Linked DNA regions of Homo sapiens: all the other regions are linked to region 1. A link is a contact called in ENCODE Hi-C or POLR2A ChIA-PET data. All regions are on one chromosome and are shown on one strand. The core of a region is the stretch at or near the end of the contact, and the rest is flanking DNA. Distances in the headings are between cores, read along the strand shown. Region 1 holds the start of LENG9 (leukocyte receptor cluster member 9). Region 2 holds the start of ZNF628 (zinc finger protein 628). Region 3 holds the start of ZNF845 (zinc finger protein 845). Region 4 holds the start of ZNF444 (zinc finger protein 444). Region 5 holds the start of EPN1 (epsin 1).

Region 1 (2,700 bases), core at 197-2,696:
GCGGCGCGCCCGGAGGCGGCTGCCGCCAAGCCCGACGCGGAACCCCGCCCCGGGACGCAGCCCCCCCAGGCCCGCTGCCGCCCCAACGCGGACCTCGAGCTGAACGACGTCATCGGCCTCTAGGTTCCCTCATTCCCCGCGCCCTTCCCGCCCGGCACCCCACTTCTGTATACATAAACGGCCAAGGTGTGTGCCCGGGCTCTGACTTTTCACTTTGCACGTGGAAAGGGATGAATGATAGGGTCCTGGCGCCTCTGAGAGCCGGATGTGTCACCCGGAGGCCTGGTCCGGGTCCGATGATTGCCCTGGGGTGGGGGTGCGGCTCCTTTAAGAGAGCCCGAGGGCGTGGCCAGGCGGTGCCCCTTGCAGAGGCGGCGGCTCCCGCAGTCCCATTCGTCAAATACTGTGCGCCACCGCCGGCCGGACGTGGTCCTGGGGCCGGGCCAGACTCAGCCACCGCGGGGCCAGCCGAGGCGGGGCTGCAGAGTGCTGCAGCCCCAGGAGTCTTTCTGGCCCTGAACGCCTCAGGTGGACTCCGACCCGGCGGAGCCGCCGTTTACTCTGGGAGCGGCTGCAGAGGGAAGTGTCTGAGAACACTTTTAGAGCAGTAGGGGCCTGGTCTCCGTGGGGGAAGGGTCCGCAGGCATCTTGGTTCTTTAAGGCCCCCGAGGGATGGGGCCGAACATGCAAATGATTTGGACTGAGGGGCCAGGTTCTCGTAAGTTTCCCAGAGGGGCGGGGCCGCAAATGTAAATCACTTGGACTGAGGGCGGGTCCAGGTTCTTTAAAGACGTCCCCTCATGGGCGGGGCACACAGGTATCACCGGGAAAGGGGCGGGGCACCACATGTAAATCACCGGGAAAGGGATGGGACACAGGTAAATCACCCGGAAAGGGGCGGGGCACCACATGTAAATCACCTTAAAACGGACAGGGCACACATGTAAATCACTTGGGGAGAGGCACACACGTAAATCACCCGGAAAGAGGCAGCACAAAAGTATCACTGGGAAAGGGCCAGGGCACGCATGTAAATCACCCGGAACGGGGCGGGACACATGTAAATCACTTGAGAAGGGGAGAGGCACTCGTAAATCACCCGGAAAGGGGCGGGGCATTACATGTAAATTACCCTGAAAGGAGCGGGGAACATATGTAAATCACTTGGGAAGGGGAGAGGCACACATAAAAAAAAAAAAAAATCACCTAAAAGGGGTGGGGCACTCGTAAATCACCAGGAAAGGGGCGGGGCACCACATGTAAATCACCGGGAACGGGGCGGGGCACTACATGTAAATCACCTAAAGGTCGAGGCACACGTAATCATCCCGAAAGGGGCGGGGCATTACATGTAAATCACCCAGAAAGAGGCAGCACACATCAATCACCGGGAAAGGGGCGGGGCCAGGCTCCCAAGAGCTCCGGGAGACCGAGACTGCCGCAGCCTTTACGCAGCTTGCTTTCCTGGCGCTGGGGGAGGGCGCAGCCGGGAAGTCCCAGAGCAGCGGTGTCAGGCTCTCCACCAAGGAGGGACTGGGCCAGAGTCCTCGCGAGGGCACGCGGCGTGGTCCCCAGAGCTAGGCCGGAGCGCGGGCCGCTGACGCCACTGTCGGGTGAGGCTCGGTGCATCCAAGGGGAGCCGCCCTCCGTGCGGGGCGACCTCGTCTGCGCGGCGGGCGTGCCAGTTCCCCGCACCCATGGCAGCGGCCAGAGAGCCGGAGTTGCCGCAGGAAGCCCCCGCCACGGAACCCGCGCCCCCGCCGGCCTGCCGCTTCTTCCTGGAAGGCCGCTGCCGCTTCGGCGCCCGCTGCCGCCAGCCCCACCCTGGGGCGCCGGCGCCGCCTGGCCGCGAGGCGCAGCCGGAGGCCGGGGCCAAGAAGCCGCCGCTGCGCACAGCCGCGGACGTCATCCAGCGCATCCGCTGGGACCCGCGCCTCGACCCCGCCGACTTCTCGGTGGGCTACGTCGACCGCTTTCTGGGTGTGCGCGAGGAGCCCTTCAGCGCCTTTTGCTGGGACCAGCCGCTGGCGGCGCTCGGGCCGGGCGTGCTGGCAGTGCCCCAGCACCGCGTGCGCTTCTTCCGCTTCCGTGGCCGCCTTGTGTGGGACCGCGCCTCGCGCACCGACCTCGTCTTTGGCTCTGGCTCGGCGGCGGGACGCGGGCCCACCATCCTGGACGCACCGAACACCGAGGGCGCCCACGGGGCAGAGGGTGCCGAGTGGACACTGGCGGGGACAGGTCAGGAGGCCCAGGCTGCCCCCAAGCGAGGGAGCACAAGGCCGCTCTGCACAGGGCACCAGGAACCAGGCGTGGAGGAACCCGGAGAGCTGGAGGCGGCCCAGGAGAGGGCGCTGGGCACAGCTGCTGATTTGGGAACACTGGCCCCAAGAGGACGCCTCGCCGGAGTGACTGAGGCACTGAAGCCAACAGCAGCCACCAGGACCACATTGCTGGGGGGCAAGGAAGCACAGGCCCTGGGAGTCCCGGGGGGCTCCGCTGAGACGACAGAAGCCGAGTGGGGTCCTGCGGCCTGGCCCGAGGACAAAAGGGCCCGCCTTAGTGTTGCAGCCCCTTGCCAACCGCGCCCCACACATTTTGTGGCCCTCATGGTGACCGAGCCTGGGCTACAAGCAGAAGTGACCAAGGCCCAGGAATACCTGGTCCACGTGGCCCCACACTGCGCCAACTTCCTAGTGCCCT
Region 2 (2,700 bases), core at 84-2,583, 1.0 Mb before region 1:
CCCCATGCTAGAATGTCAACGCCGGGAAAATAGGGGCTTCTGTCTGGTTCACTGTTGTATGCCATCCCAGTGCCTACAATAATGTCTGGCAGAGTGTGTGCGCAGTAAACAAATTTTAAATGAATGAAGGCTAGGCATCCCCGTCGGACAAGCTACAAGAACTTGTGTGTTTTTTTTGTTTTTTTTTGGAGACAGGGTCTCACTCTGTCACCGAGGCTGGAGTGCAGTGGCGCGATCTCGGCTCACTGCAACCTTCGCCTCCCGGCTTCAAGCGATTCTCCTGCCTCAGCCTCCCGAGTAGCTGGGATTACAGGTGCACGCCACCGCGCCCGGCTAATTTTTGTATTTTTAGTAGAGACGGGGTTTCACCATATTGCCTGGGCTGGTCTTGAACTCCTGGCCTCAAGTGATCCGCCCGCCTCGGCCTCCCAAAGTGCTGGGATTACAGGCGTGAGCCACCGCGCCTAGCCAAGAACTTCCTTTTTAAAAGATAAGTGTACCCTTTAATATGTAAGCAGGTTAGATCGCGCCACTGCACTCCAGCCTGGGCAACGGAGCAAGACTCCGTCTCCAGAAAAAAAAAAAAAAAAAAAAAACAAACCTACTGATGCTAAGAAGCTGCACGTGCCTTTGAGAAGCCCCAGCATCTCCTTAAAAGAGATATCCGTGCCCTGAAAGAGCGGGGTCCCATTTAACAAGAAGACATCCCCTTTAAAAGGCCGCGCCACACCCGTTCAGCAGGCTGGACCTCCCCTTTAAGGGGATGCTGCCACTGGAGCCCCATCTCCACTTTTGTTGAGCTAAACCAGGGATCGCTTTGAAGCAACCAGGACTCAGGAGTTTTTGCTTCAATGTCTGGGAAACGGTCACTGGCCTTTAATGAGATAACCGCCTTTTAGGGGAAAAACATTGTTTTAAGTCAGAAAGCTTCTGTAAAAATGCAAAGCCTGACCCGCCCTCTCAATGTGGCCCCTTGCCCTTTAAGAGGGCGGACCCGGCCTAGCTGGCAAATGTCGGAGGTGAAATAGTGACTCCCCTTTAAGGTACCCCTTCCGGTTTCACGCCCCCCCCCCCGCCCCACCCCCTGCAACTTCTCCGCCCTCCGGTCCCTCCCCCCACCCCCACCCCCTCCGGTCTCTCACCTGCGGCCCCAATCGGGGGAACGAGGGTGGCAGCCCCAGGACCTTCCCGCGGGGGTCGACGGGAAGGTGGGGCCCCGGCAGCGGCGGTGCAGCTGTGGGGACCGGGGAGGGGGGGCAGGGGCGCACTCCCTCCCAACGGCCCCCGGCGCGAGGCACCCAACCTTTATCGGCGGCCTCTCGCGCACACAAACCCCGACGTCGCCGTCGGTGCGTCACAACGCACGTACTCCGAGTTCCCGCCCCCGGACCCTCCCATTGGCTGTGCGAGGCCTCGTCGAGCTCGGGCGCAGGCGGTGCGCGGCATCCTGGGAGTTGTAGTTCTCCCAGTTGTGGTCGCGGACTCCAGTTGTCAGGTCTTGGGGGCCGAGGCCCCGGTGAGCCCAAGGCCAGGGACGGCCAGCTCGAGACGCGGGGTCGCAAGTTCCCCTTATTAATCCCGATTCCCTCTCATCTGCAAAAAAATCCTTCCATGCACCACGGTTGTACAAAAATCCCTCCCGTGAAGCGGGCCCCGCCCCCAGGGTGTAATCGCTCCAGCGGGAAAACGAGGCCTGGAGCGCTTCCAGTCCCTCGGTAGAGCCACGTGCTCAGGATTTTCGGGCGTGTGCTTCGTGCACGCTCATCCAGACGCTGCAGAAACCTGGTTCCTGCTGGGCAAAGGTCTGTTCTGGGAGGCTGGAATCCACAGACTCCTTGTGGGGCCTAGGGTTTTAGTGGGAGACCGAGCTGCTCCAAAGCCCCTCTCCACGCTCAACCCCCGCCCAACCCAGCGTTCCAGCCACACTGGCTTTTCTGAGGGTCATTAAACGCAGTTTCTCAACCAGAGCACTAGTGCCATTTGGGATGGATTCATTGCAGCGGGGACTGTCCTACACACTCTAGGGCCCCCACTCACTAGATGCAGGTAGCATCCCCAGCCCCGCTCCACACACCCCGTAGGAGAGCTCAGAATATCTCCAGATAGAGATTTTCGCGGTGGCTCACACCTGTAATCCCAGCACTTTGGGAGGCTGAGGCAGGCAGATCACTTGAGGTCAAGAGTTCAAGACCAGCCTGGCCAACATGGTGAAACCCCGTCTCTACTAAAAATACAAAAATTAGCCGGGCATGGTGGCAGGCACCTGTAACCCCAGCTACTCAGGAGGCTGAGGCAAGAGGATCGCTTGAGCCCAGGAGTCGGAGGTTGCAGTGAGCCAAGATCGTGCCACTGCACTCCAGCCAGGGTGACAGAGTGAGACTCTGTGTTAAAAAAAAAAAACAACAACAACAAAAAGAATATCTCCAGACATTGCCACATGTTCACTAGTTGAGAGCCACTGCTCAAAGGCAGTACCCTCAGCTTGAAGACCATTCTGCATGCTGTTTCTCAGGCCAGAAGGCCCTTCTACCCTTAACCCATCCCTGCCCAGCAAGATCCCACTGGAAAGCCTCCTGTGCTAGGTGGTGTCCCTCTTACATGCTCAGCGACATTTATCTATGTCCCATGACAGCGAGGACCTTTCGTGTCTTTGCTGCCCAGGTATTCCAAACAACCAGCATGGGCCCTGATGGAGAAGCA
Region 3 (2,700 bases), core at 201-2,700, 1.1 Mb after region 1:
TTCCTACCTCACCATGGGAAGAGGGAAGAGAGGCTCTCACAATTGAATTAAGTCACTACCCTCTGGCTGAATAGGGATTCCAAGTGGAAGCTGACCTCTAATGCCAAGATTTACAGAATGTATGTGTCTTATAGATAGGAATTTTAAAATTCTCAATATCATCTGTATAATTTAAACAAGTTCTAAGTTATTAGATTATATAAACAGAAGTCAACATATCACAACTAATCATATCCAATGAACTCACCCACTCATCTGAACCCAAAGTCCCCCACCCCTTTTAATCTTTTGAGACAGGCTCTGCTCTGTTGACCAGGCTGGAGTGCAGTGGCATGATCTCTGCTCACTGCAGCCTGGACCTCCTGGGCTCAAGTGATCCTCCTGCCTCAGCCTCCAGAGCAGCTGGGATTACAGGTGTGCACCATCACGCCCAGTTAAATTTTTTTTTTTTTTGACAGAGATGGGGGGGGGGGTCTCACTATTTTGCCCAGGCCGGTCTTGAACTCCTGGACTCAAGCAATCCCTCTGCCCCAGTCTCCTAAAGTGCTAGGATTACAGGCGTGAGCCACTGCGCCCAGCCCCCCTTTCTTCATTACTGTGCTTCCCTCCCTAATTCTGTACATATCTCTCATTCTCCCCTTCTCTCTCTAGCTCTTGTTTTCTTTTTCCCTGGGATCTGCTCCTCCTGCTGTTTTTTGTTTTGTTTTGTTTTTTTCATTTTTGCTCTCTCTTGGCAAATCCCTCACTCATCCTCTACTTTGCCATCTGTTATGGTCTTTCTCATTCTTCTTTTCTCTGTCTCAGGTTTTCTACTGCTCTCTCTCTCAGTCTCCTGATCCCTTTGGCCAACACAATCACAGGAGGGCTTTGGAGTAAGACGCCTGCATCCCGGAGGAGCGCATTTTCCAGGGGCTGGTGCAGGGCAGGCAAGAACACCCGGTGTCATAGGACAGCCCCGGGCACCTCCCCAACGCGGGCTCAGGGTAAGCGGTGACTGCGGTGGGGAGACCTGGGGAGCATAAGGGCCTGGAACGAGGAGGGAGGTGGGGGGCGACGGCGCCTTAAGACAAGACTGGGAGGCGCCAAGGGCGGGAATCCGCCTCGCGGTAAGGACTTTAAAAAGTGCGGGTCGGGAGGAGTCAGAAAAAGGTTTTGAGCAGGGAAACTACGCGATGGGAAGTGTATACATTGCCCTATAGCAGAAAGATTCGGGAAGGGACCATCCTCAGGGCGACTTTAAACCCAAAAGGAAGCGACCCCTGGACTCTGACGAGGACGTCTAAATTTGCTCTAGGTGAAGGAACACGGGTGAGAATTTCCAGGTCTATGGGGACCCCACGTCCCAGGTACAGAAGCGCCGGGGACTTGGGAAGCGCAGACTTAACACAACACAGAGCAAAACTCACCGCTGCGGTGGGACCATCACTCCATGCGATCCGCTTCCGGGTTTGCGCGAATCTGCGCGCGCAGGACAGAAGCCAGGCCTGGGCGGGACCCGCGGGGAGGTAGGCGGGGCCTGAGCGAGGTAGGGGCGGGGCGCGAAGCGGAGAGACCTTCCCCTTTAGAATTGGCAGAAGGCGGGGCCGGGGTGGGACCCGTGCGTCTCTCAACCTCGCTCCCAGCGCCTCTTGTTTTCGAGCTTTGGAGGCGAGACCGGACAGGAAGGCTGAGGCATGATTCAAAAGCCCTGGAATTGTCTGAAACGGGGATGCAAACTAGAATGTGAAATGCAAAGCCCTGCCTGGGTGGAACATACGATTTCATGCTGACGGCCCACAGAACAGAATAGAAATCCTCTCCCTTTCTATTCTCCATTCACTGGGAAAGGAGAGTCCACCCTGTCCTCAGCTTCAGAGATTTCCCTAGGGCCTCCCCCTGGGATGCGGGACGGAGTGCTCAGGCCAGGGAGGAGTGAGGTCACCACCTACTGCTTAAACACAGCAGAGATGCGGGCGCGGGGCGAAAGCCTGAGGTCCCAGCTACTCAGGAAGCAGTGGCAGGAGGATCGCTGAGCCGGGGGGGGGGTCCAAGTTAGCCTGGGCGACAAAGTAACACCTCCTCCGGCAGCGCTCCCTTCCTCGTCTCTCTCTCTCTCCTTTTTTAAAATTTCTTTAAATAAAATTTTTGATTTTGTGAGTTAGGGATCCAACATTATTCATTTTCACGTGGATATCCAGTTAGTTGTCCCAGCACATTTGTGGAAGAGATCTATTACTTTCATTTTTATATTTAGATTTTTCTTTTCTTTTCTTTTCTTTTTTGAGACAGAGTATTTCTCTGTCACCCAGGCTGGAGTGCAGTGGCGAGATCTCGGCTCACTGCAACCTTCACCTCCCGGGTTAAAGTAGTTCTCTTGCCTCAGCCTGCCAACTAGCTGGGATTACAGACGCGCGCCACCAAGCCTGGCTAATAGTTTTGTATTTTTAGTAGAGACTGGGTTTCACAACGTTGGCCAGGCTGGATTCGAACTCCTGACGTCAAGTGATCCACCTGCTTCGGACTCCCAAAGTGTTGGGATTACAGGCGTTAGCCACCGCGTCTGGCCAGGAAAACTCTTAGAAGTTGCGCCTGCATACCACTGGACTCAGCTTGCATGACCACATTCCTTTCAAGGCTCAGAATTATTTAAAGATCCATACATTTACATTGGAATTATTTGATGTTTGAAATATTTAATTTCCTACCGAGATACGGGTACTG
Region 4 (2,700 bases), core at 185-2,684, 1.7 Mb before region 1:
TCCACCTGAGACACAGGACTAACAAGAGCTCCTTCCTCTCAAGAGGCTGCTGGGAGCAGGAGTTAGAAGCAGCCTCCAAAGGCTAAGTGCTCGACAAAGACCGGTTTGTCTACTCTAGGTTCCCAACCTCGACATTAATGGCACTTGTGTCGTGGCGGGCTATCCTGTGCAACATACGATGTCTACCAGCATCTCTGCCTCTTTTCATGAGATGCCAGTAGCACTTCCCAAGTTGGAAAAACCAAAAAAAAAGTCTCCAGACATTGCCACATGTCCCCTGGGGGACAAAACCACTCCTGGTTGAGAGCCGCTGGCCCACTGGACAAATATTTACCTACGGCACAAAGGCTCTGGGGCAAATTCCAGCTCTGCCTCCTACCAGCTCTGTGTCCTTGGACGAGGTACAAGGCACCTTTTGTAATACCCTGTATCTCCATTTCGTTGACTGTAAAGTGATAGAAGGAGAACAAAAATGCTGAGAACCACACCTGGCTAGTAAGTGTCCAGTCAGACTTAGGGTTACTTTGTCGAAGTTTCCCTGCGAGGTGCCCAGGGGACACTGCTATGAACACGCACGCAGATTAAAATACTAAGTATACATTGGAATAGGCGTTAAAATCGGATATAGAGGAGGGTGACTCCATCCTGACTGGGGTAGAGGTGGCGGGGGTCAACTTCATTTGACAATAAACAGAGTTTCTAAGCACTTTACACATATTACCGAAGGTAATAATGCCTTGCAACAAGCTAAAAAGGCAGATGCTCCGCACTGAGAAAGCAGCAAAACAGAGCAACGATTCTTATCTTCAGGAATCTCACAACTCTGTAAAAGTTGCACTTGTAGAAGCAGCGCGCAAAACGAGCCACCTGCGCCGTATCTACGTTACAACAATAACCATCGTCCCCGGAAGCCCCTTCCCGCAAACCTTTCCGAAGGGGTCCGGTCCCGGCGCCCCCAGACTCCTTTGTAGGGTCCAGCTTCCCACTCAGCTTTCATCTCACAGCCCACCCTCTGCTAGGGTCCCCTTCCCCTCCCCCACCTGTCCCTCCCCCGTCCCGCCCCTCCCCCTCCCCCAGGCGCCCCTCCCCCGTCCTCTCCCTCAGCATTTCTCTCCCGCGTTCAGGACCTCGAGGATCCACGACCCCCTCCCACTATCCACCCCTCCCCCTCTCCAAGTCCCTCCCCCTCTAGTTCCCTCTCCCAGCCCCTTCCCCATCACTCAGCCCCCTTCTCCTCCCCTCCCCGCAAGTCTCCCATCTTTCCCTCCTGAGGCCCCCGGCGCCCCTCTTCCCATCCAACCTCTGGTCCCTCCCTCGTCCAACCGCCCCCACCCAATCCCTCCCTCCTTCCCCCCTCGCTCACCTCACTCTCTCAGGCGAGGCCCCCCAAGCCCCCTCACCTCCCCGCACATGCGCACAAAGCTCGCCGGGACTCCATGCCCCAGCAGGCTTTGCGCCAAACTCCCCCGTCCCCCTCCCCCAATCCCATACTCCGAGCCGCTCGTTCAGCCCAACAACTCCCCATGAAGCCCCGGCCTCACCCCGAACTACAACTCCCAGGAAGCATCGCGGCAAAGGCGGCTGCCAATTGGCCCTCGCCTGGGGACCGCCTTACTCCTGTTTGTCACCGCGTGGCGTCTTCGCCAACACTGGAACTACATTTCCCAAGATACGCGAAAGCGTCGTCTGCAGCCTATTTGGCCTTGACGGCGCAAATGTCGCGGGCTGTCTGAGCGCGACAGGCTTTGGACTACATTTCCCAGAATGCACGAGGAGGCTTCCCAGTGGTCTGCGCGCGGGCCCTGGACATGCGCAGAAGTGCCGGGAAAAAAAGAGGGAGGAGGAGGAGGAGCCATGGCGGCGTTGTTGTGGAGATCAGGGGAGGCCGGGCACCGCCGGGCATTTGGGAGGTGGGGCCTCCGGAGCTCTAGAAGCTGGCAAGCGAAGAGGAGGAGGAGGAGGAGACCAGGCTAGAGTTCTGCGCCAATCAGGAGTGCAGGCTACGTCTCCTTGACTACGGATCGCATTTTTTTTTGTCCTCCCTCTCCACCCGGGCAGAACTTAAGGGCCGATGTCGGTGCCAGGAATCAGGACGTGAGCAGGCTGCCCTCCTGTTCCGGGGTGGGCAGTGGCTCAGGAGGGGGCCAGCGCGGGGGCCTCGGTTTGGCTCTTCCTGTGTGTGAACCTGGACAGGACACCGCCCTCTCTTTAGCCTCAGTTTCCCCTGGGGTGAATTGGGGGACAGCGCTACCTGCCACGCGTCCTCGCTGTGCCCCTATTGGACAGACTACTGCCCCGTCCTGAGGCCTCAGTTTCTGCATCTCAGAACTGTGAAGAAGCATATTTGGATTTTAGAGCAGACAGACATCCTAAGAGATCAGCTGAAGTTTTTATCTAGACAGTTCCAGACCTGATTATGGCTCATACAAGCCCTACCCCAGCCCGCAGCGTATTTCCTCCTCCGTACAACAAGGATAAGAGAATCCCCCTCCCATCCTCCACCTCCCCGGCTGATCTGAAGACTCCGCGCCATAAAAACGAAGACAGTGGCTTACCCATAACAAGCATTCATTACATGGAAGTTGTTCGTCTTATATTCATAAATGAACAACTTTCCCCAGGTTTCACAAGCGATGAGTGGCTGACTCAGAACTTTGTGACCAGTTTGCCCACGGTGGCCTAATCTGCCCTGGCCCACCT
Region 5 (2,700 bases), core at 192-2,691, 1.2 Mb before region 1:
CTCCTTGAGACACAGTTTGCTCAACTCTGAAATGAAAGAATTCCTACCTGGTAGGCCTGTTGATTAAATAAGATGGGTACATGCAGTGCTTGGCTCTGTGCCCCACAGATAGTAGGCGCTCAATAACACTGGCTGCTATTATTATCAGAGAAAAAACAGAGAACATTTCCAAAAGGGTGGCGGCAGAAAAGGCACTATCTTAATACTCTGTACTTATTTGGCGTGCATTAGAAAAAATTACCCAACTAGCACATCAAAGCTGAGATTTCTCAGATACTGCTTAGAATGAGACTGTATTTCAAATTAAATTGATTCAAAGAGAATTCTTACATTAAAAAGAATACAAAGGATATGGCAAAGTTCTCCAAGGAGTACTCCAATAACCGACCGATATCTAACACTTACTGTGTAAAAATCTCTAAGCACTGTAATAATAAAAACCAGAGCTCCCAGTAATTACACACTTGCTATGTGTCAGATACCGTCAGGCACTTTACAAGCATCACCTCAACTTACATGCACAAGGACCCTATGATGTAGGAACTACGAATGCCTACGAACTATGGATTTCCTACGACTAGGAAACTGAGGTTTTGACACAGAGACTATCACCTGGCAATTACACAGCTTAGCAGGCAGCCGGGCTTCTGAATCCAAGGCTGGGGCTCTTCACCATCACACCAGAGACTCAGAAAACTGGGGAAAAGGGGCAGATTCTAGATCAAGTTAACAGACTCCTGGAAAGAAACTTCAGGATTGGAGGTGATAGGTATGGGGGCAAAACTCAGATGCGAAGACGGGGCGGGGGTAAGATTTGCACCATAGGCAGAAAAGCCCGCAGGGAAGGGCTAGAGACACCTAGGGAAAAGAAGACTCGGAAACTCAACGAGACACGAACAAATCCTGACAGACACAGACACGACAGACAGAGGAGAGAGAGACCCGGGACAGACACACAAACACACTCCTATCTCCAAACCCTTTTCTAAGTTCACTGAAACAGGCACAGGCAGAGGCCCACAGGAAACAGACGCTGACAGACACACAGACACGAGAGAGACAGACACAGACAACCGACACGGGGGCAGTCAAGGCCGACACAGGAGCAGAGACACAAAGGCCGCCAGAGACACCCAGAACTGGCCAGACGCGAGCCCGCGCGCGCCGCGGCCCAGGCCCGAACACCCGGAGCAGGCGGGCCAGCGTCCCCCGCGCTCCGCCCCGCGCTCACCTCGGCCCCCTCACGCCGGGCTCTGGGGGGTCATGGCGGTCAGCCCCCTGCCCCGCTCGGCCTCGGTGTCGCGGGACGTGCGCCGGGCCACGGGCGCACGCACGAACGCAAGGAGGGCCGCACGCCGACGGCTCCGCCGCCCCGCCGCCCAGAAGGGGCGCGGAGAGCCGGGCGGGGGAGGGGAGCCGCCGAGGAGACGGGAAGCAACAGAAGGAGGCGACGGACCGGAAGCGGAAATTGCCGCGCTCCCCGCCCTCCCGTGCCGCACCCCGCCCTGGCAGGAGTCGCTTCCGCAGCCAAGCCAACCTGGAAGGCATCACTTCCGGCGCGCTGGGCCCCGTTGCTAGGCGCCTCTACGTCACTTCCGCCCGCTGCAGCGGGGGATCCGCGCGGTGCTCACGGAACGCCGAGAGTCAGCTCCAGCTCGCTTGGCGGCAACCGCGGAGCTCCTGGCACACCCACGCCACGCCCGCCCCGGCCCGCTCGGCCACCATCCCTCCTGTCGGCGGGGTGGGAGAGCACTCGGGAACCTCACGTCCCCCGGGGCTGTGCCTGTGCCGACCCCGAGAAGGGCACCGCGCAAGCAGGGAAGGCCTCGAGGCTGCCGGCGCCGGCAGCAGGGGCGTCCCAGCCAGGGGCCCGCAGTTTGCCAAGGGAACCCCCACCCGAGCCCAGAACCGAGGAAGAGGGTCGGACATACTGGACACACAGCCGCTCCATAAAGTAAAATACAACAAAATGTTTAATGAGCAAATTCGTCTTAGCAAATATGAAACTGCCACAGAGAGTAGGAGAGGGGCAGGGGCCACGGGGCTGGGCGCAGGTCGGGGGAGACTAAAGAGGAAAAATCAACTACGTAAGAAACCCAGGAGGGGACCAGAGAGGACCAGAGGCCGAAGGAACAGAGCTGTGGTCCTGGTAAGGGAGAGGGCAGGGCACTGAGGGCCGGACAACAAAATTCAAAATAGTTTGGCCATAAAATATAAACACGCTATGTTCCTACCGTGGGGAAGGGGAGAAGAAAGGGGTCTATGGGAGAAGGAGAGGCTGTTTTGGGAGGGGCTGGGGTCCTACCCCGCCCTGCTGTGCACCCTGTCCCCATCCCAACCCCTTCCCTCTGTGTCTGTGTGGGTGCGTGTTGTCTGTGTGGGCTGTGTGCGCACTTCCCCAGTCCCCTCCCTGCCCTAACCCCCCAACCCCCCAACCCCCGCCCCCCACCCTTAATTGCTGCCATTCCAGTTGCTGCCGGCTGTCGTGTGTCTGCGGCTGTCACTCCTCTGCCCATCGTCTTCAGAGGGGGATAAGGGGGGGGCGGGAGTGGGGAGAAGCCCCCAGCCAGCCCTGCCCCCACCCTCCCCCAGCCGCCTCTACCAGAAGTCCCGGCGGTGATAAGAGTCGGGGTCACAGTATTTTGTGACAACCACTCTGTTGGCGAACTTGCGGCCCGTCAGGCCCTGCATGGCTTTCTG

What was found. Hi-C counts contacts between places; a loop is a spot of excess contacts on that map. ChIA-PET counts read pairs that join two places held with the same protein, here RNA polymerase II (POLR2A). Pooled maps may share reads with other maps.
Region 2: a loop to region 1 is called in a map of CD4-positive, alpha-beta T cell, with 7 times the contacts of the local background. The contact joins the promoter of ZNF628 here to the promoter of LENG9 in region 1. A Hi-C loop is called at or near these places in 6 of 168 maps with a recorded cell type or tissue (CD4-positive, alpha-beta T cell, CD8-positive, alpha-beta T cell, PC-9 and 2 more), 7 of 37 single-sample maps with no recorded cell type and 19 of 50 pooled maps. POLR2A ChIA-PET finds 5 or more read pairs at or near these places in 1 of 52 experiments (H1).
Region 3: a map of ascending aorta shows a loop between it and region 1 (10-fold over the local background). The contact joins the promoter of ZNF845 here to the promoter of LENG9 in region 1. A Hi-C loop is called at or near these places in 1 of 168 maps with a recorded cell type or tissue (ascending aorta) and 3 of 50 pooled maps. POLR2A ChIA-PET finds 5 or more read pairs at or near these places in 1 of 52 experiments (GM10248).
Region 4: a map of MCF 10A shows a loop between it and region 1 (31-fold over the local background). The contact joins the promoter of ZNF444 here to the promoter of LENG9 in region 1. A Hi-C loop is called at or near these places in 3 of 168 maps with a recorded cell type or tissue (Caco-2, MCF 10A and naive thymus-derived CD4-positive, alpha-beta T cell) and 13 of 50 pooled maps.
Region 5: a loop to region 1 is called in a map of chondrocyte, with 3 times the contacts of the local background. The contact joins the promoter of EPN1 here to the promoter of LENG9 in region 1. A Hi-C loop is called at or near these places in 2 of 168 maps with a recorded cell type or tissue (body of pancreas and chondrocyte) and 10 of 50 pooled maps. POLR2A ChIA-PET finds 5 or more read pairs at or near these places in 2 of 52 experiments (H1 and endothelial cell of umbilical vein).

What each region holds. Positions count from the first base shown.
Region 1 is chr19:54,462,524-54,465,223 of GRCh38, reverse strand. LENG9 (leukocyte receptor cluster member 9) reads left to right here and starts at 1,446. Exons shown (of 1, transcript NM_001301782.2): 1 at 1,446-2,700. The coding sequence starts at 1,698. It overlaps CDC42EP5 (CDC42 effector protein 5), which reads left to right. Exons shown (of 3, transcript NM_145057.4): 3 at 1-198. The coding sequence ends at 123.
Region 2 is chr19:55,475,250-55,477,949 of GRCh38, reverse strand. ZNF628 (zinc finger protein 628) reads right to left here and starts at 1,333. Exons shown (of 3, transcript NM_033113.3): 1 at 1,143-1,333. RefSeq lists silencers at 612-935, 1,068-1,267.
Region 3 is chr19:53,332,499-53,335,198 of GRCh38, reverse strand. ZNF845 (zinc finger protein 845) reads right to left here and starts at 1,450. Exons shown (of 4, transcript NM_138374.3): 1 at 1,407-1,450. RefSeq lists enhancers at 962-1,051, 1,322-1,371, 1,470-2,334 and a silencer at 1,442-1,661.
Region 4 is chr19:56,140,021-56,142,720 of GRCh38, reverse strand. ZNF444 (zinc finger protein 444) reads right to left here and starts at 1,434. Exons shown (of 5, transcript NM_018337.4): 1 at 1,364-1,434. RefSeq lists enhancers at 1,472-1,611, 1,642-1,971.
Region 5 is chr19:55,673,967-55,676,666 of GRCh38, reverse strand. It overlaps EPN1 (epsin 1), which reads right to left and starts at 1,441. Exons shown (of 11, transcript NM_001130072.2): 1 at 1,232-1,441. U2AF2 (U2 small nuclear RNA auxiliary factor 2) reads right to left here. Exons shown (of 12, transcript NM_007279.3): 12 at 1,951-2,700. The coding sequence ends at 2,599. RefSeq lists silencers at 1,160-1,489, 1,660-1,879.